5 separate regions of the Homo sapiens genome follow, and all the other regions are linked to region 5. Evidence: chromatin loops called from intact Hi-C (ENCODE). Cell type or tissue: heart left ventricle. All regions are shown on one strand.

Region 1 (5,000 bases), 390 kb after region 5:
GGATGCAGAGGGGAATGCTCTGTGTGTGTATGTGTGTGTGTGTGTGTGTGTGTGTGTGTGTGTATGGTGTGTGTGTGTGGTGTGTGTGTGGTGTTTGTGGTTTGTGTGGTGTGTGTGTATGGTTGTGTGTGGTGTGTTGTGGGGGTGTGTGTGTGTGGTGTCTATGGTGTGTAATGTGTGGTGTGGGTGTGGTGTGTGGTATGTGGTGTGTGTGATGTGTGTGGTGGGTGTGTGTAGTGTGTGGGTGTGTGTGGTGTGTGGTAGGTGTGTGGTGGGTGTGTGTGCGTGGTGGGTATGTGTGGTGTGTGTGTGTTTTGTGTGTGCATTGTGTATGGTGGGTGTGTGTGATGTATGTGTGGTGGGTTTGTGTGGCGTGTGTGTGCACGTATTGTGTGGTGTGTGTAGTTTGTATGGTGTGTGTGTGGTATGTGTGTGGTGTGTGTGGTGTGTATGTGTGTGGTGTGTGGTGTGTGTGTGGCGTGAGTATGGTGTGTATATGTGGTGTGTGTGTGTGTGTACTGTGTGTGCAGTGTGCGTGTGTGTGCATGTGTTGGTGGAGAGGGGTCAGCAGGCAGAGGAAAGCAATGCATCCAATGCCTGGAAGCTTCTGCCCCTCGGAGGTGGGCCGTGGACACAGCCTGGGCCTGGTGGGCAGTGGCTGAGCGCCAGCCTTGTGCCCGGGGACTGAGATCTGGGGCTTTGCCCAGTGGGGCGGAGAAGTTAAGAAGTGTTAGTTAGATCCATTTCCTACTCCTCCATGGCCTCCATCCTGGTGCCACTGCCACATGGGAGGCCTGGGGAGGGTGGCAGTGTCTGTGTCTGATAATTGCCTGTCTTCACTGGGGACTTGCTGTGGGCCAGGCACTTCCCCATGGCTTCATGGAGATTACAGCTTTTATTCTCACAGTATCTCTATAAGATAGGACACCTTATTTTCCCAACTACACCTGGGAAGACTGAGGCACGTAGAGGTTAAGTGACTGACCTGCCCACGGGCACACAGCCAGGCAGTGATGGATCTGGGATTCAAATCCAGGGAGCGTCCTCAGCAGTTAAGCACTTACCCATTAGGCCTTCTGGCTTGAGCAGTGAGCTGGCTCTTTCTAAAGCACTGTCTGTCCATTATTTTGTTTCTCCTGAGACCAGCTGTAGGGGAAAAGTGAGGTTGGCTGTTTTCGTTTCACAGATGAGGACCCCGGAGCTCAGAGAGGAAAAGTAACTTGCTCTAATCAGTGGCTAGCAGATCAGCGCCCCCTCCCCCGGCCAAGGCTGGGAGCTCTTTCAGGATAGGGGGCCTGTCCCACCACCCATGTACCTTGCTCACAGTAGACCTCACTAAGTGCGGATTCCTCAGGCAAATGTGCAGGTGTTTTGCTGAGTGCTCTGAGCTTTTCTTTTTGCCCCGGGCTCCCTAGGAAGTGGGAATGATGGCTCCATTTCACAGATGAGGAAACCGAGACTCAGAGCACAAGGCCACACAGCAGGAAGAGGTAAGGCAGGACTGAGGGAGGCAGCACGTCTGGCCTGGGAGAGGGGTTAACCAGCCAGGAGGAGCTCGTAGAAGGGCTGAAATAAAGACCGACCTTACCGAGTGTTGGTGAGGATGTGGAGGAACTGGAACACTACTGCATTGCCAGGGACACGCAGTGGCATGGCTGCTCTGGGAAACAGTTTGATGCTTTCTCTGAAAGTCCAACAGGGATGTACCACACAGCTCAGCAATTCCACCCCTGGCATTTACATAGAGAAATGAAAACTTACGGTCCCACAGAAACGCGGGTTTGTAGCAGCTCTATTCATAATCATCAACAACTGGAAACAACCCACATGGCCTTCAGTGACCGAATGGATAAACAAGCTGTTACACGTACCCCAGGGAATACTGCTCTCCAATAAAAAGGAGCGGACTCTTGATACACACAGTGACTTGGAGGAATCTCAAAGGCATTCTGCTCAATGACAGGAGCCAGCCTCAAAAGGTTCTACGCTTTATCATTCCACTTACATGGCATATTTGAAAACACAAAAGCCATAGTGTCAGAGAATAGATCAGTGGTTGCCAGGGTGGAGGTGTGAGGGGAGGGAGTGGCCAGCGCCAGGGAGTTTTTGGGGTGATGGAACTGCTCGTTGTCTTGATCTGGAGCTGGTGGCTACAAAAATCTATACGTGTGCTAACATTCAAATAACTGCACAACTGAAGCCCGTCAATTTTGCTGTATGTATTAAAAGATAAAAGGCCATGGGGAGGCTGGAAGAGGAAGGGCGTGGGCCAGGCAACATCCTTGGCTGAGGAACAGGTGAAGGACCCGGTTCTCACCAGTGGCTTAGTGACTTTCAGGGCAGCCTCGCCTGGCCACGGGAGGGACGTGGCTAATTGTAGCTTCTATCTGGGTTCACCAGAAGGCAGTGGCTAGCAGCTGAGGTGTCAGGACGGCGTCCTGGGCCCTCCAGGAGCCGGGTGATGAAAGGTTAGGCCCTGGCTTCCCTGGCAGGGTAGGGTTGGCCTCCTGTCCTGATGGCTGGCACACACCGAAGCATTAACCGGGAGTCTCTTGTGTGCCGGGTGTGGGACTGCCGTCACAGTTACCACCCGCCGCTGTCTCCTTTCACCATGGGGCCTGTGTGTGGGGAGGAGAAAGGCGTATCCACTCCTTTTTGTGGATGAGGAACTAAAGCCAGGGGGCGTAGGAGGGTAGTTTGGCCTGGAAATGACATCACACTCACTAAAGACCGCCAATAGCAACTTTTGCAGTTTTTTTTCCCAATGCGACATGGTATACTGCCTCCCTAGTTGATCCGGTCTACAGCCACATTATTCACAGACCCCACAGTTTGAAACTGTGTTCTGATATTTGTTCGGGTGCTTTATTTTAAGACACCAGGAGGCTCAAAAATGGGAGGTGACCCGGGGACATCCCCGCACTCTGCCTCTGGCAGCCCTGGCTGGGGCAGGAGGGTGAGATTTGCCTGGGGCCACAGGGCACTGAGACAGCAGGGTCCCCTGCTAGAGGGCCCAGTGGCTTCTGACCCTGTCTGTAGATGGGGATGGCTTTTCTGCCTTGCCAGAGGGTGGGTGCAAGTGGGAATGAGATTCTGGAAGTGGTCCGAGGTAGGAAGTGGCACGACCGTTATTCACCTTGGTTGGCATTGAAACCCCGGGAGCTTGGTTTCCTCATTTGCAGCGTGGCCGTCAATAGCGCCCATCTTGCAGGGCAGCTGTGATTAGAGAAGCCAGGGCCACCCCGGAGCCAGCCTCTGAGGCTTCACCTCACCCCGTTTACACTGCTGTCTCCTCTGCATAGATTTGGCTGACTGAGGACGCGACAGGTACTCAGCTTCTTTCTGCATCTCAGTTGCCCAGCACAGGGGCTGGCACGCAGTAGGTGCTCCCAACCTGGTCCAAGATGTTGCTGGCGGTGGGGGAGTGGGGGGCTGGGGAGGATCATGGGCAGACCTGGGGTGCCGGGAGGGGCTGGTGGGGGGCTGATGGCCGGGAGGGCAAGGCCTGAGCAGGGAATCTAGACCACCTTAGTGTCCCCGTCAACACCCCTGGCAGCCTTCTCTGGCTCTGCTGGGTATGAGGGCACCCCCTCCCCTTCTTTGGTCTTGGCAGGTTTGAAGGGGGGTGGCAGGGAGACGGGAGAGGGGCTCACCGGCTTGCAGGATTGGGCAGAAGTTTGGTGGGGGCCCAAACCCCAGAACTCAGAAGCCCCTGCCCCAGGCTTGGACAGACCCTCCCCTTTTCTAAACCTCATTTGCCCCATGAATCCAGGCTCCTTTCCTCCCCATCCCCCCAGGAAGCTTGGATGTGGCCGCCATCCAGACCCAAATGCCCTCTCCTGGGCCCTATGCCTCCAGGGCTGGCTCTAAGGCACCATGCAACCTGTCAGATGGGGTGTGCTGTGTCCACCTACAGCAGACCAGCTCCCAGAGCCTCAGGGGCCTGGAGAGCATTTCCTCAACCCATTTGACAAGGAAGCCAGCTGTACTCCCCCTACTGCCCTGGGCTCGTGGGGAGGCCTCAGCAGGCCTGGTGTGGGGTGTGGCCTTCCGCTAGTCAGGCCCCTTCCCCTAGGGTCTGGAAGCTGGGTAGGAACTGTGGCCTGAGGCCGGTGTCTCCCCTCAGCCCTTCTGCAGAGGCCGGGCTGGAGGAGAAGATGGCGGCCAAGCAGCCCCCGCCTCTGATGAAGAAGCACAGCCAGACGGACCTCGTGAGCCGCCTGAAGACCCGCAAGATCCTCGGCGTGGGCGGGGAGGATGACGACGGGGAGGTGCATCGCTCCAAGGTGGGGTGCAGAGCAGGGGCCTCCGGCACCCACTGGGGAGGCCAGGCTGACCCACCATTAGGGGAGAAGGTTAGCCCAGGCCCAGGTAGCCGCAGGAGTTCTAGGACTTAGCTGATTTTCCTAGAAATGTAACAGCAATGCCAGGGGAATAACGAGATCATTAGAATTAAGTGCCTATTACGTGCCCGGTTTTCCAGCAGTTGCTTTTTAAATCTTCTTGTTGGCACTAGAAGATGCAGATACTGTAAAATCATTCACCCATTTTATAGATGAGGAAACAAAGGCTCAGAGAGGTTAGGCAACTTGCCCAAGGCCACACCGGTAAGTGGCAGGACCAGGCTTCAAGTCTGCATTTGGCAGAGCCCTGAGCTTTCATACGTCACCATCATATTTTCAGCTTCTTTTAAATCCTAGTGTCAAGGGGAAGCAGGAGAGGGGGTGGCCTCATGTGACCCTCCCCACCTGGGGGAACCTTTGGCCAAGCTGAGGTGCCCAGGCTGGTCCCTGGGTGTGCAGGGCTCTGGGAGGATGAGCGAGTGGGGGCGCTGAGAGCTGCCCTCACCCTGGTTGCCTCTGACCCCCTCTGTCCACAGATCAGCCAGGTCTTAGGCAATGAAATCAAGTTTACCATTCGGGAGCCTTTGGGGCTCAGGTGAGCATTTACCTGACTTTTTGGGGGAGGGGAAGGCCTGCGGCGGTGGGGCAGAATGCATA
Region 2 (5,000 bases), 80 kb after region 5:
CTGCCCTTTCATACACTTATTGTGTGGCATGGGTCATGCTGTAACTCCATGAACCTCGGTTTCTTCATCTATAAAATGAGACTAGACTATTATCTGTCTGGTAGGGGAGTTGTAAAGTGTAGATAAAATAACACACATAGAATGCTTAATTCAGAGCCTGGCACAAAGGAGGTAACAAAAAACATATTGGGTTTTTTGTTGTTTTTTTGAGATAAGGTCCCAGGCACATTTTTTTTGAGATGGGGTCTTGCTCTGTCTCCCAGGCTGGAGTTCAGTGGCATGATCGTGGGCCACTGCAGCCTCAATCTCCCAGGCTCCAGTGATCCTCTCACCTCGGCCTCCTGAGTACCTAGGACTACAGGTGCATGCCACCATGCCCAGATAATTTTTGCTTATTTTTTGTAGACATGAGATCTCACTATGTGGCCCAGGCTGGTCTCAAATTCCTGGGCTCAAGTGGTCTTCTTGCCTTGGCCTCTCGAAGTGCTGGGGTTACAGGCATGAGCCACCATGCCCCGTCGAAACATATTGTTATTATTTCTACTCTCCTTTTCATCAGCATCCACATCAAGAGTGCAGCACCTTTAGGTGTACTATGCTGCTGCTGGGCACTGGGGAAGATATGGGAAGAAGAGACATGATCGTCCCTGACCCAAAGAATATGTAGGCGTTTTAGAAAGACAAAACATAAAGCAGGGAGAGTAGATTGTTGTGTAGTCTCTGTTTTGTTTTGTGTGGTTGATGAGGGAGCCAGTGGACACAGATGCAGCCTAATGGGCTGTGACATTGACCCCACCTGTTGTCTTGGTGTGGCCACTGTGATTCTGCACACAGCTGGGAAGACTTGGGTTTGGGTTCCTGGCATAGGTGATAGAGATGAGAAAGGTGTAATCAGGAAAGCAGAACCCCAGTGTGGGTGGCAGTGACGATTTCGACTTTCTTAACAGGTGTGGTGGAGGATGTCTGTGTCATGGAGACCTGGAACCCAGAGAAGGCTGCCAGTTGGAACCAGGCCCCCAAACTCCACTACTGCCTGGACTATGACTGTCAGAAGGCAGAATTGTTTGTGACTCGCCTGGAAGGTATGGCTCTTATTTGACTCTCGTGGGCTTCTGTGTGTCTATCTCCCCTGGAGAAGCTGTGCAGGCAGGATGGGATCATCTGCAGCTGGAGAGAGCACTGGATTAGGACTCTAACAACCAGACCCTGGAACACATGGAGCTTAGACACAAAGATTTCCCACACTCCCAACCCCAACAGTCCAAAGTGGGGATTCCTGGTTGACAAACGTTTTTTCTCCAAATGGTGATTCAAGGACCAGACTCCTTCCAGCTGTGGCTCCATAACCCCCCTCTCCTTGTCATTTGTATCCTTGCCATCTGTATCTGGCAGATGGAAGGAGAAAGAGAAGGAGAGGGCGTAATCATTCCTTAACAGCCTTTACCTGGACTTGGTGGACGTCACTTCCGCTTGCATCCCATTGGCCGTAGCTCAGTCACATGAGCACACTCAACTGCAAAGTGGGCTGGGAAATGTGGGCCGACAGGTGCCCCGGAAGGAAAGGCAATGAGTTTGGGGTGAAGAACTAGTCGTCTCTGCCATAGATGAATTTGAAATTGGACAGGGCTTTGTGCTGGACACACAGCATGTTCCGAATGGTCAGAAAAGTTTCTACAATCTAAGAGCCAAGCGGCCTGAGGGTGGCAGGATGTCCTTGGTTTCTCTGCCCTGACAATTCACTTTAAGGTCAGCAACTAAAGCTAAGACTTTGCAAAGGAATCAGGGCTAGCAATGGGGTCAGATAAATTGGAATTTTGTATATAATTCTATTTTCTGAGGCTTTTTCCTTGTATTATCTTTTAAGATTTTAAAGCACCTTCCTCCTATACTTTATTATGTTTGGTCTTCACACTAGCGCATTTTACAGATTAGGAAACTGAGGTCTGGCAAGTCATATGACTTGTCAAAGATCACTGCATCTAACTGGTGACAGAGCCAGGACTAAGCAGTCCCTTGAAGTTCAGTGGAAAGCTCTTGCTGTTAAGACACATAGCCTCAGTTCTTCATCTTCTCTTCTTGTGAAATGTCAGCTACCACTTTCCAAACGATCCCTGAAGAGCCAGTCAGAAAAGTACCCAAGGTGTACATTTCTGGGCAGAGCCACACATTGTGAAGCATTGAAAACACCAAGGTTCAGAACATAAAGCCACACTCACTCATGAGGTAAGAGCCAAGTGATTCTCATGGAAAATGGTTATGTGGTGACTATTTAAAGTTCAGAACAAATGGTTACATGTCAGCAGCACCACTAATAAAGGCCCCCAGCAGCAAGCCTTGGCACCTTGGCAAAATTTCAGAATCCGGAGTTCAGAGGGCTCCAGGAAATGCCAAGTCTTGTCCCTGCTCTCCAAGAAAGAGAATCGGCATGTGCTGAGGCCAGCCCCCTCAAATGATCTATTTCTAAATGTCTCACTGAAAGGCGATTCCCTGGTGCCCAGGGTGGTCAGCCTTTCTGACACCCAAGGTCACGTCGTTAAGCTGGATTCCACAGCCCTAAGCAAGGCGTGCTTCTGCCCCCTCCACTTGTCCTCAGAAAGTCCCACGCCTGTGTTGTTCTCCTTGCCTGCAGCTGTGACCAGCAACCACGACGGAGGCTGTGACTGCTACGTCCAAGGGAGTGTGGCCAATAGGACCGGCTCTGTGGAGGCTCAGACAGCCCTAAAGAAGCGGCAGCTGCACACCACCTGGGAGGAGGGCCTGGTGCTCCCCCTGGCGGAGGAGGAGCTCCCCACAGCCACCCTGACGCTGACCTTGAGGACCTGCGACCGCTTCTCCCGTCACAGCGTGGCCGGGGAGCTCCGCCTGGGCCTGGACGGGACATCTGTGCCTCTAGGGGCTGCCCAGTGGGGCGAGCTGAAGACTTCAGCGAAGGTAGGGTAACCCCTGGGTTAGAAAGGTAAAACCTGCCCGTGCAGCATGGGATGGCAGAACCTGGTGTCCTCCCAGCAACTCAGTCTTAGGGAACAAGCCTCAGAGACCTCCCTGGCTTGGGGCTGGAAGGGAGGTTGGAATCTTGAATGGGGCAGAGGGCTAGAGGAGACCCATAGCCCAGGATCTGGGATTCCTAGTGTCTGCTCCTAGTCTTGGCTCTAACTTGCCATGCAAAGACTCTCTCTGCCGTCATGGAAAATGCCATGCTGTGTGTATTACCTTTACTGCTATGAAGTACTGTCCCCATTTCAATCCAGTTATACTCTGTGTGCTCCTACGATGTGGCAGACACTGCAGGACACTCTACCTTCCTCCGTTTGTGTAGGTGAGCATGAAGGGTGGAGCCCCACCACTCAGGAGTGTACAGACTAGGGGACAAATTGGCACAGACAAATGATGACGATATTTGATGTGTTCCACCCTGAGCCATGTAAGAGAGACCTAACCAATGTGCTCTGATAAAGAATTCTAGAAGGCCCCGTGTGCTAGGCTCTGAAGGAGCAATCAGGGCTGGGGGCAGGCCCAGAGCCCGGTGGTCCATGCAATCCCCAGACTCAAGATGATTTCCCCATATCTGCTGTTGGGGGGCCACAAGTGGGAAAGAAGGGTCTTCTGAGATGCCACAGCCCTCAAGAGAGGGGACCCTTGGGGAGAAAATCATTGTTTCCCATGCGCCAGGACAGCAAGGGGATCTGGGAAGGTCAGGGCTACAAGATGGTATGTAGTTACTTAGGCCCCTGGGTCAAAGCTCATCTAAGGGCCTGCACTGTGGTTCCTTGAGGAAACCTTCTGGGTGACTAGTCTCTCAACCAGATTGGCAGTGCTATACTGATCTAAAGACTGTATAACCTGCATAGCCCCAAATAGGTGTTATTATATTAGCCCCTTTCCAGAAAATGTTTGACAACCCTCATGCTAAAGCAAAAAGCAAAATACTGATTAGGGCACTATTTTTTTTTTTTTTTTTTTTTTTTAGACAGAGTCTCGCTCTGTTGCCAGGCTGGAGTGCAGTGGCGCGATCTCGGCTCACTGCAACCTCTGCCTCCTGGGTTCAAGCGATTCTCGTGCCTCAGCCTCCTGAGTAGCTGGGATTACAGCCACACGCCACCACGCCCAGCTAATTTTTGTATTTTTAGTAGAGACAGGGTTTCACCATGTTGGCCAGGATGGTCTTGATCTCCTGACCTTGTGATCTACCCCACCTCAGCCTCCCAAAGTCCTGGGATTACAGGCATGAGTCACTGCACCCGGCCAAGGGTACTATTTTTTAATGCTCACCATCAGTTACTATGCTTAGGACTCTACCTGAGTGCTGCCACTCTCCAAATCAACCAGATGAGAGAGACACCATGACTATCCCTCTTACAGATGAGGAAACAGGGTCATAGCAGTTCAGGAATCCACACAGGGTCCCACAGCCAGGAAATGGCAGACCTTGAGGCCGGGTTGGTCTGACTCGAAATCCTGTGCTATCTCATTACCTGCCATGAAAGCCACCTGACAAATATGAGGTGTGACCAGCAGGCACCTTTCCTAATAGACACCCAGACTGCAGGAGGGAAGAGTACGTTTCACCCGCTGTCTGCTCCTCTTTTTGCTATGATTTCCTCCTTGCTCCATTTTTTCCTCTTTCCCAGGCTCAGAAAATTGTTAGAAAAATCACAGCCACTCTCAGATGGAACTCAGCTGTTCCAAAGCCCACTCTCTAATTAGTGTGTGATTTGGGACTTCTGTGGAATCACAGATGGGGATCCTGGGAGAAGGCATCAATACTTAGGATTATTAAACTAGTAAACTAGCTTTCTCTCGAGATGCAGAGACTCCCCTGCTGGGCTCTGAGACTTGGTACAGCCCCAAAGGGCAGAAATCCAGCCAATCTAGGCAGAAGTCTCAGGCACCTAGCAGCTTCTCTCACTGCCCTCTAGAAGAGCAGCCATCATTCACTCATTCATTCATTCTGCAAATACCTTGCCCAGTTTCTACCATGTGCCAGGCGCTGTGCCAAGAGC
Region 3 (5,000 bases), 230 kb after region 5:
ACTGCACTCCAGCCTGGGTGACAGAGCGAGACTCTGTCTCACAAAAAAAAAAAAAAATCCAACCCACATTTATTGAGCACTTATTATATGCCAGGAACTGTGCTGGAGCCTTTATGTATATTAACTAGTTTAATTTGTACAATGCCACGCAAATCTATCAGTTCATTTAACACTACAGAGGATTGGTGTGAAAGCAACACGGAAAAGCCAGTCAGCAAACCTGACAGGCTTAGAGGAACCCCACCCCTACCCCTGCCCTGTCCCCCACTCAACTAGAGATGGGCATTTCCTTAAAGGCAGATGGCACAGAAGTCCAGACCTCCCTCTTGGCTTTCCCACTGCACCCCATCCACCCTCTGTTCTGCTTCATCAGTTGTCCACATTTGACATTCATTAGACTTACTCTTCACAACTGTATACACAAAACCATGTGTATCCATGCTGGTGGGGAGCATAAGAGGTTCTCAAGGGTCGTTTTGTGTGTACCTAATTTTTGCCTTACTGATTTAGAACTTGCCCCTGAAATGGGCTATGACTCATTGAACTATAATTAGCCCCGTTTTGCAGGTGAGAAAGTGGAGTTCGAAGATGTCATCAGCCCAGGTCACACAGATGGTGGAGACCAGTGTGGAGCCCGGGAGTGGGCTGAGCAGAGCATCTGGACTTTGAGCTTCCATCAGACCCTGAGATAGTCACCTGTCCTGGCTGCCTGGTGACCCTGGTGTGCTAACGTGGCACTTATCTTGCTCTATGGAGGCCCCTGGGCCCCCTAAACACCAGGTGGGTGCCTTCAGCCAGCCCCATACTGACCTGTGAAGCCCAGGTATTGCTGGCCAACCCACCCCACTCACAGACAGAAGCAGTTCTCCATCTTTTGGCTTTAGCAGATCTGCTTCATTTCTCCTCCCCACAAAGCCTGGACTTTGTTCTGGGGGTATCCCTGTTTGCAGTGAAGCTTTTTCACTCAGTGCTCAATCTGAGCCCAACTCCACCCCACATCTCTGATTCATAGACTTTTGTGACTGCCTTGACCAGTAGAGTATGGCAGAAGATGCTCTGTAACTTCCCAGGCTAGATCTAGAAAATGCCACGCATTTCTGCCTTGCTCTCCTGCGACATCCACTCTTAGAACCCAGTTGCTGTGCTAAAAAGAACTCACAGACCACGTGGAGTGGAGCAGATGGGTCAGTGTCCCAGGTGGCAGCCCGTGTCGGCCTCAGACCTGCACGTGAGGATGCCCACCAGAGGGTTCCTGCCACCACCGTCAAGTCACCCCAGCCTTAATCTTCCAGCCGGCGCCTCAGGCATTATGGGCAGAGGTAAACTGTCTCCATGATGCCCTTTCCAAATTTCTGACCCACAGAATCCATGGCTATAATAAAATGGCTGTCTTATGTGCTCAATTTTGGGGTGGTTTGTAGCATAGCAGTATAACTAGAACATCTAGCTCGTGAGAGAACCAGCAAAGAAAGCAAAAATCACCCCAGCCTATAAAGGGCCCTGAGGGTGGTGGGACCCATGGGTGACAGGAAACCAATCCCTGCACCCCAAGAGGTGGCAGGGCCTCCAACGAGAACGGCTGTGTGGCTTGCGAGGGAGCCTGCACCTTAAGCTGGGGCTGCCAACGGGGTGTAAACTGCTGAGCCCCTGGAAGCGCAGGAGCTTGGGACCTCCTACCTCTACAGACATGGCCAGCCTGGGCTTGAGGCCAGAGGGACTGCAGTGACCCCAGAGGCCCTTTCCTTCCCTCTGGGGCCACGGACACTTGCTGTCATCTGTGCTCTCTCAGGTGGGGGAAGTTCAGGCGTGGGTGAGCCCAGGAGGAGGAACTGGAGAGAAAATTTGAAAGCAAATGTGAAAACGGATGATTTCTTGCACATTTGAGTTTGCAAAGTAAAAGCCTTCTCGGTGCCAGGAACTCTTTGTTGCCTAAAGGAAATCATGTTAGAAGGGTCGGTCCAGCCTGACTTCATGGTCTCAGAGATGTGTGACCCTCACCCCTGGAGAGGCCTCTGTGGCCCTGGGGCTTAGCACCAAGCACTTTGTAGGGGTCTCAGAAATGCTGCCCACTAGAGCAGAGGGCTTCTGGGAAGAGCCATGGGCTCCTCCACTGCCTTGTAGCAGAGGCTGCCCCCAGGGAGAGGGAGGTGGGATCAGAGCCTGAGGCTACGTCCTGGCAATTGTTGTTGTGGCCACCAGGTGGCGGGCCAGGGCCATGCCAAGCTGTTGGGAAGGGCAATCCCAGAGGGGCCTGGACTGGGAGGCCCAGCTGCTTCCATGGCTCTGCTGTCACCACGGCTGGAGGGAGGGGCTGCAGAGTCAGCTGTAGCAGTGGAGGCTGAGGCCCTCTCACAGTGATGAGGTGGCTTTCAGAAGGCCTGAGCACCTGTGGTTCCCCTCGAGGCCTGGTGTGCAGAGGTCTGGCTTCCAGTCCCAGCTCTGCTGTGCAGCCTCAGACAAGCCCTTTCCCTCTCTGATAGATGAGGGTTCTCACTAGATGAGCTCAAGGCTTTTGCAGCACCTGGTGGCTATGACCAGTTGGGTGGCCTTAGGTAGGTCATGGGGTGCTATGGTCTGAATGTGTACTCCTCAAATTCCCACATTGAAACCTAATCACCGATGTGATGGTATTAGGAGGTGGGGCATTGAGGAGGCAATTAGGCCATGAGGACAGTTGACTGGGATTAGTGCCCTTATTAAATAGGTCTGAGGGAGCTCTTTCATCACTTATACTCTGTGAAGATACAGCAAGAAGTGCCATCTGTACATGAGAAAGTGGGTCTTCACCAGACACCAAATCTGGGGCACCTTGATCTTGGACTTCCCAGCTCCCAGAACTATAAGAAATACATGTTTGCTCTTTGTAAACCACCTAGATTATGGTATTTTTGTTATAGCTGCCCAAGCAGACTAAGACATGGGGCCACTGGCCCCGTGATGGGAATGGGGTGGAATTACATGACCCCTGTCCAGGATGCAGGAGGAGGAGATGGTCCCAGGAGCTCCGTGAAGGAAGGAGGCCTGGGAAGCTGCTTGGACATCACAAGGCATCGAGAACCCAACTCTGGGTCCCCGATCTGAATTAACCTCAGGGCTGGGATGATATTCCTATTGCTTTTCTAAAGTGCCCCACCCAGTCCCTTTAGCCGTATTGGTGGTTCTGTGTCATCTGCAGCACTGAGGTTTCTGGGCAGGTTTTAGGCCACCTCCCCCCAAAACCTTTGTTCCTCTTCCCTGGGCTGTGTTTCTGCCATGAGTCACCTTGGGGCTGAGGTCCCAGGTGGGAGATGGGTCATAGCTGGGTGGGGTCTGAAGTGTCTGTGCCTCAGTTTCCTCATCTGCAAAATGGAGAGGCTCTTGCCCATCCTGTAAGGTCAGTAGGAGGACCAGAGTCTTCACTCCATGGTCTCACTCAGCTATCACAGCAACCTTGAGCAGCAGGAAGGGCACGTGTCCTCGTCCCCATTTTGCAGATGAGAAACCCGACCCCCATGGATGAGAAGCAGCTTGCCCCCTTTCATCCAGAGGATCCTGAATTCAGACCCAGATCTGCCTGTCCAGCCCTGTGCCCTGTGCTGCCCTGCTGCCTTCTTCTGCCCTTACTCCTTCTGGCCAGCTGATGCCTGCTTTCTTGAGAGAAGTTCCTCTGGTGCCTCATCACCTGGAAGAGCCAGGTCTCCTGGGAACAAGTGGACAACATTTTGGTCTTGTGCTTTGCCAGGTGCAGTGGCCCTTGAGGGCTAGCCTGTCCACACAGCTCTGTTGCCCTGGGCCCTGCTCAGCCTATCCTAGCTTGAGGGCTATGCCCAGGCGAAAAAGTCTAGGGCACGGAATTAGATCATCTAGAGCAAGTTTTCACCAAGCCTCAATCCCTCAGCTATAAAAAGTAAGTCAACTTACAGGGTCATTGCAAAATAAAGCACAGCTATATTTGAAAGTGCTGAGTGACAGCAGGGATAACCATCGCCCTCAATGCATCCTGACTTGGTGCCAGGCCCTGAGCTAAGCCCCTTTCTTACATGATTTCTCTTGGTTTTCACCGTTAAAGGTAGATTAGTGTTATTGCTTCCTTTCTTGTTGAGGTATAATTTTTATATATATAATTTATATATAATATATATGTTATATATTATATGTTTATATTATATATACTATATATAGTATTACATATAATGTATATATTATATATACAGTAAAGTACACAAACTTTGTGTACAACTCAATGACTTTTTAAAACCGTGTGACCATCAAGACAGAAGTATTTCTGACACCCTCAAAGGCCCCCTCAAGCTCCCTCTTGGTCAATACCCTGCCAAAGGTTAACACTTAAGTTTGGGTTATTTTTCCTGGTTTTACAGATGGGGAAACTGAGGCTCAGGGAGGAACTGTGAACTGCTCAAAGTCACAAAGCTGCAAAACGGTAGGGCCTAGATTTTTCTGTCTCTACCAAAGCACATGGTGATCCATATAGGCTATACAAGTTATTTCCTCTTCCTCTTTCCTCATCTCCCTCTCATCTTCCTCCTCTTCCTCCTCCAACTTTTCCTCCTTCACCAGTCCCCCCATTTGCTGTAGTTTCATATGTCTACCATCAGATGGCGCCAAAGGACCAACTGCAGAGTCCAGGTTGGGCTCCAAGGCCGGGGAGGAGGCAGGCCCGGCGGGGTGGTCAGGGTTTCTGGGCTTTGGGGAGGGATGCAGGGGAAAGCTGCTGGTGACCATCCTGAGTCCTGTCCAGTAGACATGGCAGAGGCAACTGTCCAGTGATGACCAGACAAGAGAATGAAAATGCAAGGCTAGGGCTCACGATTATATGAGCACTGGGCTGGGAGTAGAGAGACTTGGGTTCTCTGTTACTCTCATCACACTCTGAGTCAGCTTCCTGCCCACACAGTGAGTGGGCCTTCCCCCTCCAGGGTAAACAGTCCTGCCTGTCTCTCTGCATCTGCTCTTCTGTACATCAGGCCTGCTCTCCCTTCCTCGGTCGACCAGTTCACACT
Region 4 (5,000 bases), 410 kb after region 5:
GGCGGGCAGTGTGGACAAGGGAATGTGATGTGCACCTCTGTGTGTTCCTGGGGACTCAGAGAGAGGTGTGGGGAGGTAGGAGCGAGGGCGCGGTGGGAAGTCATGGAATGGTGTTTTCTTAGCTGTAGAGCAGGGAGGAGGCAGTTCCTGGCTGACTTGCCCTCTCTTGTCTGGGGGAACCGGGATGCTGAGGCCAGGGGTGCATGTGGGCAGCAGAGCTGACAGAGTCCTGGATGCAGTGACAGCAGCCTGGAGACAACTCAGCTTCTTTTCAGAACTGTCACGCCTGTGCTGTGTGTCTGTGGATGGTCACTGTCCTCTCTGGGCCTTTGAGATTATTTGGTCCAACAGATGGGGAAAGCAAGGATCCTACCAGCTGGGCCATTCTTGGATGCCGTGTTAGCAGCTCACTCTTGGCCCCGGCCTGAAGGGGGGAACAGTCCATCCTCCAGTGGACCAGGGATTGCGCTGTGGGTTCCGAGTCCTCAAAGACATGGCAGCTGAATCTCCGTGCAGCCCCTGGGCTTTGATGACTTCTCTGAGATTTGCTTTTGCCTCCTTGTTGCCTAAATCCTCACTTTCTTGGCATCAGGTCCTGGTGCAGTGAGGAGAGAGGGCCCAGGGTCTGGCTGGACCAAAGAGGGCGCTGGGCCTGGTGTTCCTTTGGTCTCTAGAGCAGCCTGCATCCTGGGCCAGTTGCTGGGGTCTCTGGAGAACCCACGGCACCTGCCCTGAGTCCAGGCGAGGATACATCAGTCCATATTTTTGTCTTCATTTTGTTTTGTTAAAAAAATAGCTCTATTCCCCTGGCCCTTCTCCTGGCCATCTCTGATGGCCTCATCTTCTCCCCTGGGGCCAAGAGGACAGCGGGGAGGGGCACGGGAGGACACTGGGTGCTGGGCAGTGGTGGGTGGGGCGAGTCTTCAGGCTTCAGGCCATACCCTCTACTGGATGCCCCGGAAGAGGCACATGGCAAAGATCATGGCGAAAAGCTGCAAAAAAAGAAAAAGAGCAGGAACTGGCTTATCAGGCTGGGCCCTTTGTGGGCTGCCTGGCCCACTCCAGGGGAAGGGGAGTGAATGCCTGTCACTCTTAGCACACTCCTCCCCTAAGGATTCCTGACATTCCCCTGGGGCCAGCCCTTCTCACCAGCCCCTACCTGGCTTCCTTTATGTGGTGGAGTCATGGACCAGGAAGACTTTAGAAACGAGTGTTGGGTTCAAATCCAGCTCCCTGACATAGCAGGGTTGTCCTTAGGCAAAGCACTTCCCTACACTGGGCCTGAGTATGTATCCAGAGCTTGCCATGTGCCAGGCACAGTTTTTTTTTTCTTTTTTGAGACAGAGTCTCACTCTGTTGCCCAGGCTGGAGTGCAGTGGCACGATCTCAGCTCACTGCAACCTCTGCCTCCCAGGTTCAAGCAATTCTCCTGCCTCAGCCTCCTGAGTAGCTGGGACTACAGGCATGCGTCACCACGCCCAGCTGATTTTTATATTTTTAGTAGAGACAGGGTTTCACCATGTTGGCCAGGATGGTCTCCATCTCTTGACCTCGTGATCTGCCTGCCTCGGCCTCCCAAAGTGCTAGGATTTACAGGCGTGAGCCACAGCGCCCAGCCAAGGAACAGTTTTAAGTGCTTTATTGGGAGGTATGTAACCTACCTGAGGTCACAGAGCCACCAGCAGGGGAGCTTGGGTTTCAGTCCCAGGCATTGTGACCCCAGAGCCCATGCTTACAACCCCTGCAGGCTCGCCTCCAGCTCACAGGAAGGTGGTGAGATTTAAGTGTAATGCAATTACCTAATGATGTAATGTGCCTCTTATCTAGAAGTTGCTCAGTAAAAGGTTACCAGGACTGCTATGAATAGGCAGGCAGCTGCAGCCCTTCCCGGAGTTATGAGCTCCATCCCTGAACACCTGTCTGAGGGCCTGGGGTGGTGGGGCAGGGAGACCCTAGCTCAGGGACTCTGACCAGATTTGCTGATGTTCTCACGGCCAGAGCTCATTGCAAGTAGCTGAGGGAACAGTCCCTAGACCACAGGTCATGGCCAAATCACCAGGAGGCTCACTGGGGTGGGGAGGGGCTACCGGGACGGGGCCATGTAAAGGTCTCCGTCTTGAGCAGGATTCTGCCTCCCATGGGGCTGGCCAGCCAGGCTCATGGGCTGGGCTGGGAGTGAGGCAGCAGATCAAGTATATGAATGCTGCTTCCTGAGCCCCAGTAGCATGCTGTCCCCGTCATCTGTAATCCCTCTGTGCCCTGGGAGCAGGGTGATCAGCCCATTTTGCAGATGAAGAAACTGTGACTTAGACATCCTGCATTTGGAGAGAGGCAGAGCTGGGAGCCGGACTCTAGGGCCCATGCTATTCCTTCATGGGACACGTCCCTGAGATTTCCCTGGGCTTGCTGCGGATTTATCTTGTTCATTGTTGCCCTCCATGAGGGGACTTGTTCAACTATAACAGTGCTGGCGAAGAATAGGGCTCAGTGTGTGCTTGTTGAATACATGAATGAATAATCAATGACCCCTCCCTCTCCGCCATCTGCAGTAGCCTCCACGAAACTGCACTCCGTGGCGCTGCAGGCACAGTGGGAAACCAGGCAAGGCGAAGTTCATGGTGCCAGGTGCCCAGGCTGCTGGAGGGGGAAGCTGAGGATTGGGCTGCCTGACTTCCTTCCCCCGCAGGCCGAGGACTGACTGAGGCCCCAGAGTGCCCCTTCCTGGGTTTGGTCAGATGTGGGCAACGCTCTGTCCAGCCCCCAGGAGCAGCAAGTCGGAGATCCCAGATGATGGAGATCCCAGAGGACAGAAACGGGAGGCGGCCGCTCCTCCCTTTGGCTGAGGCGCCACCTAGTGGTGATTGCAAACGGTCTGCAGGAGCTTACCTTTCAAGGGGACTCTGGGGCCCTCAGATAAAGGAGGCTAAGGCCACCGTTGTGGATGAATAAGGCCCTGTAGGCCCTGAACACCCCACAGAGAAAAGGCCTGATCTCAAACCACGGGCTGCAGCCTGTCCTTCAAGGCAGCCGTGCTGATGCCTCTGCAAGCGTGAAATCTCTCTGGACCATGGAGCTGGGGCGGAGGTGGGGATGAGGATGGAAGAGTGAGAGGGAGTGGGGATGACACTCAGGGCCTGCCCATCCCCATTTCTGGGACACTGGCTCCCATGTTTCATCTCCAGAGTTCAAGAATGACTCTCAGGCAGCACAGACACAGCCGGGCTTACCACCCCATAGCACCCACAGTGGGGGCCCCTTGGGTCCCAGGTGAAGGAAATGAAGAGGAAAGGAGGCTGGGGGGATCTGCCTAGGCTCCACGTGAGGCTTCATCCTGGGGAGCGGCAGAAGTGGGGGCCTTTACTTACCTCGATGGCCAGTACCCCGATGGCAAGGGCTCCGGCCAAGTAGACGTAGGTCTCGAAGGTGTTGAGGATCACCGTGTAACAGCCCTGGGAGGGAGGGATGAGAGGTCAAGCTATGGCCAGGGTTGAGAGTCCTGGAGTCAGAGTCCAGCATGTGGACTAGGGTTCATGGCAGGTGTCCCCAGAGCTCTCACCCTATCACACGGCTGCTGAGACAGGACAGTGGGGAGGGGGTGCAGGGCAGGAGACCCAGAAACAGCGACTTGGCAGCATTGCACCAAAGACCCTCTTTGCCACCCGGCCCCTAAGGTGGGACAGAGAACTGACAGCGTGCAGGCCATGTCTAATGTTGCAACTACAGTGATTGGAATATTGGGAAATTTCCCATAAATATTTGGACTTCCTGCTGCTCTGGAGAAATCAGAAGAACCAGCAAGGGGAGCTATTCCTTTTCACATCAGCAGCTGCTGCCTTCGGGTGCCAACAGGTGGTCCCTGGGGATCCACAGCACTCCACCCCTCTCCCCCGCACAATTCCCTATTGTTTCACACCCACTCGCTCTACTGTTCCTCGTGACCTGCCTGGCTGCAGAAGGTGTTTTGGTTTTCGGCCACTTCCCCAAGGAAACACAGCCCAGCCTTCAAATCCCTGCTCGCATGCCACCTCCTTCGGGCAGCTTTCTGAACCAGCCCAGTCCACAGGCCCTGGACTTAATTCCCATGATCTTACTGCTTTCTTAAGCAATCCTAGAGATACATAAACTGAGACAGAGACAGAGATCGAGATCGAGATCGAGATAGATAGATAGAGATAGGAAAAAGCAAGCTAGTGCCAAGCCAGGAGCTGCCAGTCCATGGCTGCTGCCCCCTCTGACCCCAAGCACCTCACACCTCTGTCATTTTCATGTTCATAACTCTCCCCTCCCCCATGCTGACCACAGAGACTGATGCATGGTACTTGCTTTGAATGACACGTATTTTCAAAGTGGGAGAACTTTCCTTCCTTTATAGGAGCCTGCATATTCTTTGGGCCCAGGCTGAGAACCTGCAAGGGAACAAATCCCCAGATGGGGGTGGAGAGATCATGCCCAGCCCTTTTTGGGTGACGGTTGCTATTTCTGGGCTCTGTTGAGACCGGGGATTCTTGGGTGCTGACATGCTCACTTCTCTTGTCCATCGTGCAGAAGCCCAGCCCCTTTGGCCAAAAGTAGGACTGAGGCTGCACCCAGGCAGGTGGACAGCAGGGCCTGATCTGGGACTAGTGGCCAGGTGGTGTCCTAGTACCTGCCTGGAGGCTGACCAGGAGCTGGGCAGGGAAGTCCCCCAGAAGCCCTCCCTGGAGCCCCATGGAGCAAACAGGACATACCCAGATAGAAACAGACCCCACCGGCACGACGATCTGGGTCCATGATACTCTCAGGACTGAGTGTGCATGGGAATAATCGGGGAAGTGGTTGGCAATGCAGATGCCAAGACCTCGCCCCACAACACTGGATCAGTGGGTCTGGTGTGGAGCCCAGGTATCAGCATTATAGGACGATACCCAAGGTAATTTCTAGTGATCAGGCTGTGGCCAGGCTTTGAAAGACCTCAAGCCCAGAGATGACAAGGAGAAAAGGTCTTAATTGAACCTTCAGGC
Region 5 (5,000 bases):
TTTTCAGTTTTGCAGTTTCTAGAGTGCAGGAAGGTAGTCTAGAAGGAATAGGAATGTGTGCCCAACTGAGTCACACAGGCACTAATTTCTCTTTTACAGATGCAGAAACTAAGGTACAGAGGGTTGCATCTTTTCATTCTCTTTGAATCTTGATTGTTAGGAATGAGCGACCCCACTCTGGTTTAGGGGAACTCGAATTCATTTTCCTATTTTTCCTTAGCACAAAAAAAGACCTCAGGTACAGAATGTTCAAAAAGCACCCTCCATCAGGAAATCCACCCCAAAATTAAGAAGAGGTCATAATTCAAGGACGGTCCTCCTTTCCAGAAACACTGTGGCCTGCCATCTCTTACCGCATTTTCCTTCTAAGCTGCCATCTGCTTCTCGGATAGAGGATGTGTATTAGGATTTTGCTTCTCTCTTGGGGCCTCTGATCCTGTGTTAAATTTTCTGCGTGGGCCCTTTTGGCTTTCCTTCCATTTTTGTGCTGTTTTCCTTTGTGTCTGTAACTGCAACTCCCTCACTTTCTAACAACAAGGAGGCTATGATTTCGGATTTAAGTCCTTACTAAATTTCTTTTCAAGTCATCTACAAAATTATTTCCATTTGGCACTTGAAGCTCTGCTCCCTCTTCTATTAACTCAAGTGAACAGTAGCTGCATTGCTGGATGCATTTCCACATTTCCTCCAATGCCTTTCAGACTGGTACATAACTGAAAAACAGTCCACGAGGTTGCCTCTTCAGCTTTCAGTGGCCAAACAGGATTTCAGTCTAACCGTCCTGGTGAACGCCTCATCTATTTTGCCCTGCCAGGAGCAGGCCCGGCTGTGCTGAAGCCCTGGAACGTTCTACCACCTCCCGCCTCCTACTCAACCTTCTCACACATGGAGGCAGAGGTGAGGTCAAAATTAAGGACTGGTATGGAGAAACATCATGAACAGCAACATCTCAAATCAAGCAACTTAAGGAAGGGGCCGGGCGCGGTGGTTCATGCCTGTAATTCTAGCACTTTGGGAGGCCGAGGTGGGTGGATCACCTGAGGTCAGGAGTTCAAGAACCAGACTGGCCAACATGGTGAAACCCCGTCTCTACTAAAAATACAAAAATTAGCTGGGCATGGTGGTGGGTGCCTGTAATCCCAGCTACTCGGGAGGCTGAGGCAGGAGAATTGCTTGAACCCGGGGGTGGTGATTGCCGTGAGCCGAGATCGCACCACTGCACTCCAGCCTGGGCAAAAGAGCAAGATTCCATCTCAAAAAAATGAACAAATAAATAAATATAAATAAGGAAGCCCAAATAAAAAAAATTATAAATGAAGAAAATCGCTCAGAAATACATCCTGAGTTCCAGAGAGAGGATTGAAGTGGAGAAAATATGTCAACGAAAAGCTTTCAAATTTAAGTTCTGAAAAGGCTCATGCAACTGGAACCTGGAGATGCTATTAGGCAAGGGGTCTTAATGATTTTGGTCGGCACGTGCCCCCTGCCCCCTTTCTTTCATGCTAACAGAGCCCTGGTTTTTGTCTCTGTTAGAAGGCCAGATCCCTTCATCTCAGGAAGGGTAGGTCCTTTGCAGGCATTGGTCCAGGGTCCACCATGTGACCTCATTCCGGCCAATGAGATAGGAGAAGCCTCCTGCAGGGCTTCCGGGAAATATTTTCTTTCTGGGCACAGGAATCACGGCAGAAGAAAGTCTTTTCTCTCCCCCTGCTCCTTACTTCCTGTCTTAAATGTAGGCTGTGTGTAGATGTGACTCATGGAATCGAGGCTGCCATCTTGTGATCAGGAGAGAAGACCAAGAGAACAGCGGGAATGTTATGGTTATGTGAGACAGCTAAATATCTTTATTAGTGAAGTCGGAGGTCAGCAAACTTGTTCTTTCAAATGGACACATAGTAAATATTTTCAGCTTTCCAAGCCGCAACCACTCAACTCTGACATTGTCACGGGAAAAGAGCCCTAGATAAGTACATAAACAAATGAGTGTGGCTGGGTTCCAACAGAACTTTATTTATAGAAACTGAAATTTGAATTTCATATAATGTTCATGTGTCACAAAATATTATTTATTCTTTTGATTTTTTTCAACAATTTAAATTGTAGAAATCATTCTTAGCCCACAGGCGGCACAAAAACAGATTTGGCAAGTGGGTTGTCGTTTGCCGACCCTGGATCTACTCACCGTCAGTTGTGTTTTCTGTTTCCTGAAGCTGAGTGCCTTCTGGATGATGCTGTCATTTAACCTTCTGTTTCCCAGATGACAACGCTGAGGTCCAGAGAGGCGACAGACAGAACGTTCCCAGGGTCCCAGAGCTTGTTAGTGTCAGAGCTCATAAATCTAAATCTCAAAGCTCCTAACATCAAGTCGAGGATGTTTCCCCGGTACATAAACCCGTTTCCTACTCATTTACACACATTTCTTGCTTTTTCTTCTAGGCTGTAACATTTTCCTTTGTGTCTGTGACTGCGTTTCATTCATACAAAGTGTATAAAGAGCCAAGAGGCTACCAACCTTGATTAAGGACCTACCACATTCCAGACACTTTACATTACTTAATCCTACAACAGTTGTGAGGTAGATGTTATTATGCCCACTGCACAGATGGGGAAATAGAGGCTCCGAGAGGACAGAACCACGCCCAACTTCACCCAGGGAGTAGGTGGTGGTCCCAGTCCCACCAGTGCCCTTCCTGCTGAATCTAGCTGTCTCCCACGCTTCACTGCTCGACTCTGGGTGTACCCTAATGAAGAAGACATGGCCCCTTTTCTCTGGCCACTGAATATTTTCCTTTCTGAAGTGGTTCTTGGCAGGGCTAATATATTAGAAACAGTGGCGGGAGAGTGGGGGCGGCGGTGGGGATGATGAAGTGCCATTCACCATCTCGTCCACTAGAGGGCAGAAAGAGGCCATGTTTCTGTAACAATTCTGCACCTTAACTCCCTGGTTCCGTTGAATTCATTCACAGGTTCATGGGAAACTTAGGGGAAATAATATGTTTCAGCCTTTTATTCCAACCTCCTCATTTTTCTGATGAGAAAAACGGAATCCCACAAGTGTCGTGTTGTTTACCCAGGGTCAGACATCGTGACTCATTAAATCAACAAATGTTAATTGAATGTTCATTGAGTCAATCCATGTCACTGCACAAACACTCATGGGTGATGGAGACACAAGAGTGGCAGGAGAGACGTGGCCCCTTCCCACACCAAGGCTGCAGGCGAGTGGAGCACAGGGGCAATGAGAAGTGATCAGATCAACACAATTATCAGCAATTGTGGGGAGGGGGTTAAGAGATGGAGGGACAGGAACAAGATCTGTGTGGAGGTGGCATTTCCCCCGAGCCTGAAGATGAAGAGCAGCCAGGCTTTCAAGGAGCTGGGGGCCAAGAATTCCAGGAATAAGGAACCACAAGAGGGAGACTTCTTGGCTTGTGCTAGAGCCTGGCAGACAAGGACCAGCAGCATGACTTAGTTGAGTCAGGGAAGGAAGGGGGTGTAAGAGACCTAATGTCATGATAATCATTAGCACTGAAGCTTCACTATGTACCGAGCTCTACGGAGCCGGTGCATTTGCTCATGCATCCTCCCCACAAATCTCTGCTTTGCAAACACAATTACTCCCATTTTATAGCCTCAGAGGGGTTGAGCCACTTGGCCAAGGCCATGCAGCCTGAAAGTGGTCTAGCTGGGACTTGAACCTGCACCTGTCTGACTCCAGCACCCAAACTCATCCTCACTATTCCAATTAAAGGCAGAGCTAATACTAAACCCCTGAGATCCCGTCTCGTGGCCAGGACTCTCTCCATAACCCTGTCCTTCTCTTGCCTTTGAGGAAAGCATACTTCACTGTCAGTTCTTCAGCCTGGGTGGCAGGGATGAAGGCAGAAGTTAAATAATAAAGAGGAAAAGGTTTTTTTCTAGAAATCAATGACTAAAGACTGGGAAGAGAATTCCTAAAACTCAAGTCAAGGACTGTCTCCTTTCGAAAACGGTGTGTACGAGAACATACGGCTCTCTGACCATCCACACAGACTCATGAGAAGGAGAGGAAGGACACCTCTCACTTCTGAACACTGCCTTGAAGCTTAGAGAAGTCAGATGTGACTCCCGAAGCTGAGCCGACATTCCAGGGCTCCTGGGAAATGTATCAAGTTGTGTGCAGTAGCATGGCTGCCCCACTATCTTCTGACTTTTGATGCATGGCCTGCCATTAGGGCACAGGCCTGTAGTGTTATCACTGGGGGCTGGGCTTTGGGGTACATGGAGAGCTTCAGGAAGAGGGAGGATGAAGAGTAAATCTGGGTTTCCTTCCTTAGCCTTGGTTCCCAGCCTCCCTCCTGCCTCTAGACCCTGGCATCCCCATGCTGGGTGTCAGTTTATCTCTTCTGTCCTGTTTCCTTCACCTGTCCAAACCCTTCTAGTCATCAAGGCATACCACCCCCAACCCCAGTCTCAAAGCTGCCACCAACATTCTCTCCAGGCCTCACAGTGTCTCTCTGCCCTCCACCCATTTGCTCATATAGTCTGGAGATAACAGAGGTCAGCATTTGTTCAGCAGAGGGAAAACACAGGCTTTGGCATTAGAAAACCCAGGCTTGAGTCCCTGGCCTCATGTTGGCAGGCTGCATGATCTTGGATGAATGACCACACCTCCCTGAGCTACCTCAGCCAGGCTCAGGGCTAGCTCAGGGTAGCAATGGTGAACAGTCCCTCCCTCAAAGAGCTACTGTTTTAATCTTCCCATCTGGAAGATGGACGTTGTAACAACCACTTCTCTGGCTGGTTGTGAGCATGAAGAAAAGAGGCATACAAGGAACTACTTTTGAATTTCAATGTTCCATCCCAGTTTTATTTTCCCCAACAGTTACTTCACGGTTGCCTTGTTTTTCTCATCTGCAAAATGGGGACAAATGCCTACTTATTTTAGGCACATTCCAGCAGTCTAGCAGAGCAGGAGGCATCACAGACTGTGGCTGGGAGGATGGTCTCTGGGGTCATTC

What was found. Peaks named below come from ENCODE experiments on the same cell type or tissue, not always from the same donor. Only the 100,000 strongest peaks of a DNase experiment are listed, where the experiment ranks them.
Region 1: a loop joins it to region 5, with 4 times the contacts of the local background. A loop is called at or near these places in 80 of 110 quality-filtered maps.
Region 2: it touches region 5 in a loop (4-fold over the local background); 23 of 110 quality-filtered maps call a loop at or near these places.
Region 3: it touches region 5 in a loop (6-fold over the local background); 101 of 110 quality-filtered maps call a loop at or near these places.
Region 4: a loop joins it to region 5, with 4 times the contacts of the local background. A loop is called at or near these places in 71 of 110 quality-filtered maps.

The regions. Positions count from the first base shown.
Region 1 is chr11:44,937,493-44,942,492 of GRCh38, reverse strand. It overlaps TP53I11 (tumor protein p53 inducible protein 11), which reads left to right. Exons shown (of 7, transcript NM_006034.5): 2 at 4,127-4,286; 3 at 4,880-4,938. The coding sequence starts at 4,158. Among named protein-coding and RNA genes, the nearest start is that of TP53I11, 11 kb to the left of the region's middle. RefSeq lists an enhancer at 3,286-3,999. In heart left ventricle, a CTCF peak has its summit at 2,673; no DNase peak of the experiment used is centred here; H3K27ac peaks cover 1,341 bases.
Region 2 is chr11:45,250,352-45,255,351 of GRCh38, reverse strand. It overlaps SYT13 (synaptotagmin 13), which reads left to right. Exons shown (of 6, transcript NM_020826.3): 3 at 948-1,082; 4 at 2,630-2,931. Among named protein-coding and RNA genes, the nearest start is that of SYT13, 33 kb to the left of the region's middle. In heart left ventricle, a CTCF peak has its summit at 2,777 (motif pointing left); a DNase peak (open chromatin) is centred at 2,751; H3K27me3 peaks cover 1,373 bases.
Region 3 is chr11:45,102,888-45,107,887 of GRCh38, reverse strand. It overlaps LOC105376652 (a long non-coding RNA gene), which reads left to right. Exons shown (of 6, transcript XR_931241.3): 5 at 568-780; 6 at 1,130-1,403. It also overlaps a transcript of PRDM11 not described here. Among named protein-coding and RNA genes, the nearest start is that of PRDM11, 41 kb to the left of the region's middle. RefSeq lists silencers at 2,099-2,188, 4,536-4,830. In heart left ventricle, CTCF peaks have their summits at 2,198 (motif pointing right), 4,396 and 4,597 (motif pointing right); DNase peaks (open chromatin) are centred at 2,207 and 4,657.
Region 4 is chr11:44,925,123-44,930,122 of GRCh38, reverse strand. TSPAN18 (tetraspanin 18) reads right to left here. Exons shown (of 10, transcript NM_130783.5): 9 at 3,366-3,449; 10 at 1-992. The coding sequence ends at 945. Among named protein-coding and RNA genes, the nearest start is that of TP53I11, 23 kb to the left of the region's middle. In heart left ventricle, CTCF peaks have their summits at 2,658, 2,859 (motif pointing left) and 3,812; a DNase peak (open chromatin) is centred at 2,852.
Region 5 is chr11:45,330,480-45,335,479 of GRCh38, reverse strand. No RefSeq gene overlaps it. Among named protein-coding and RNA genes, the nearest start is that of LINC02696, 22 kb to the left of the region's middle. In heart left ventricle, CTCF peaks have their summits at 2,698 and 2,898 (motif pointing right); a DNase peak (open chromatin) is centred at 1,589; H3K4me3 peaks cover 1,195 bases; H3K27ac peaks cover 1,303 bases.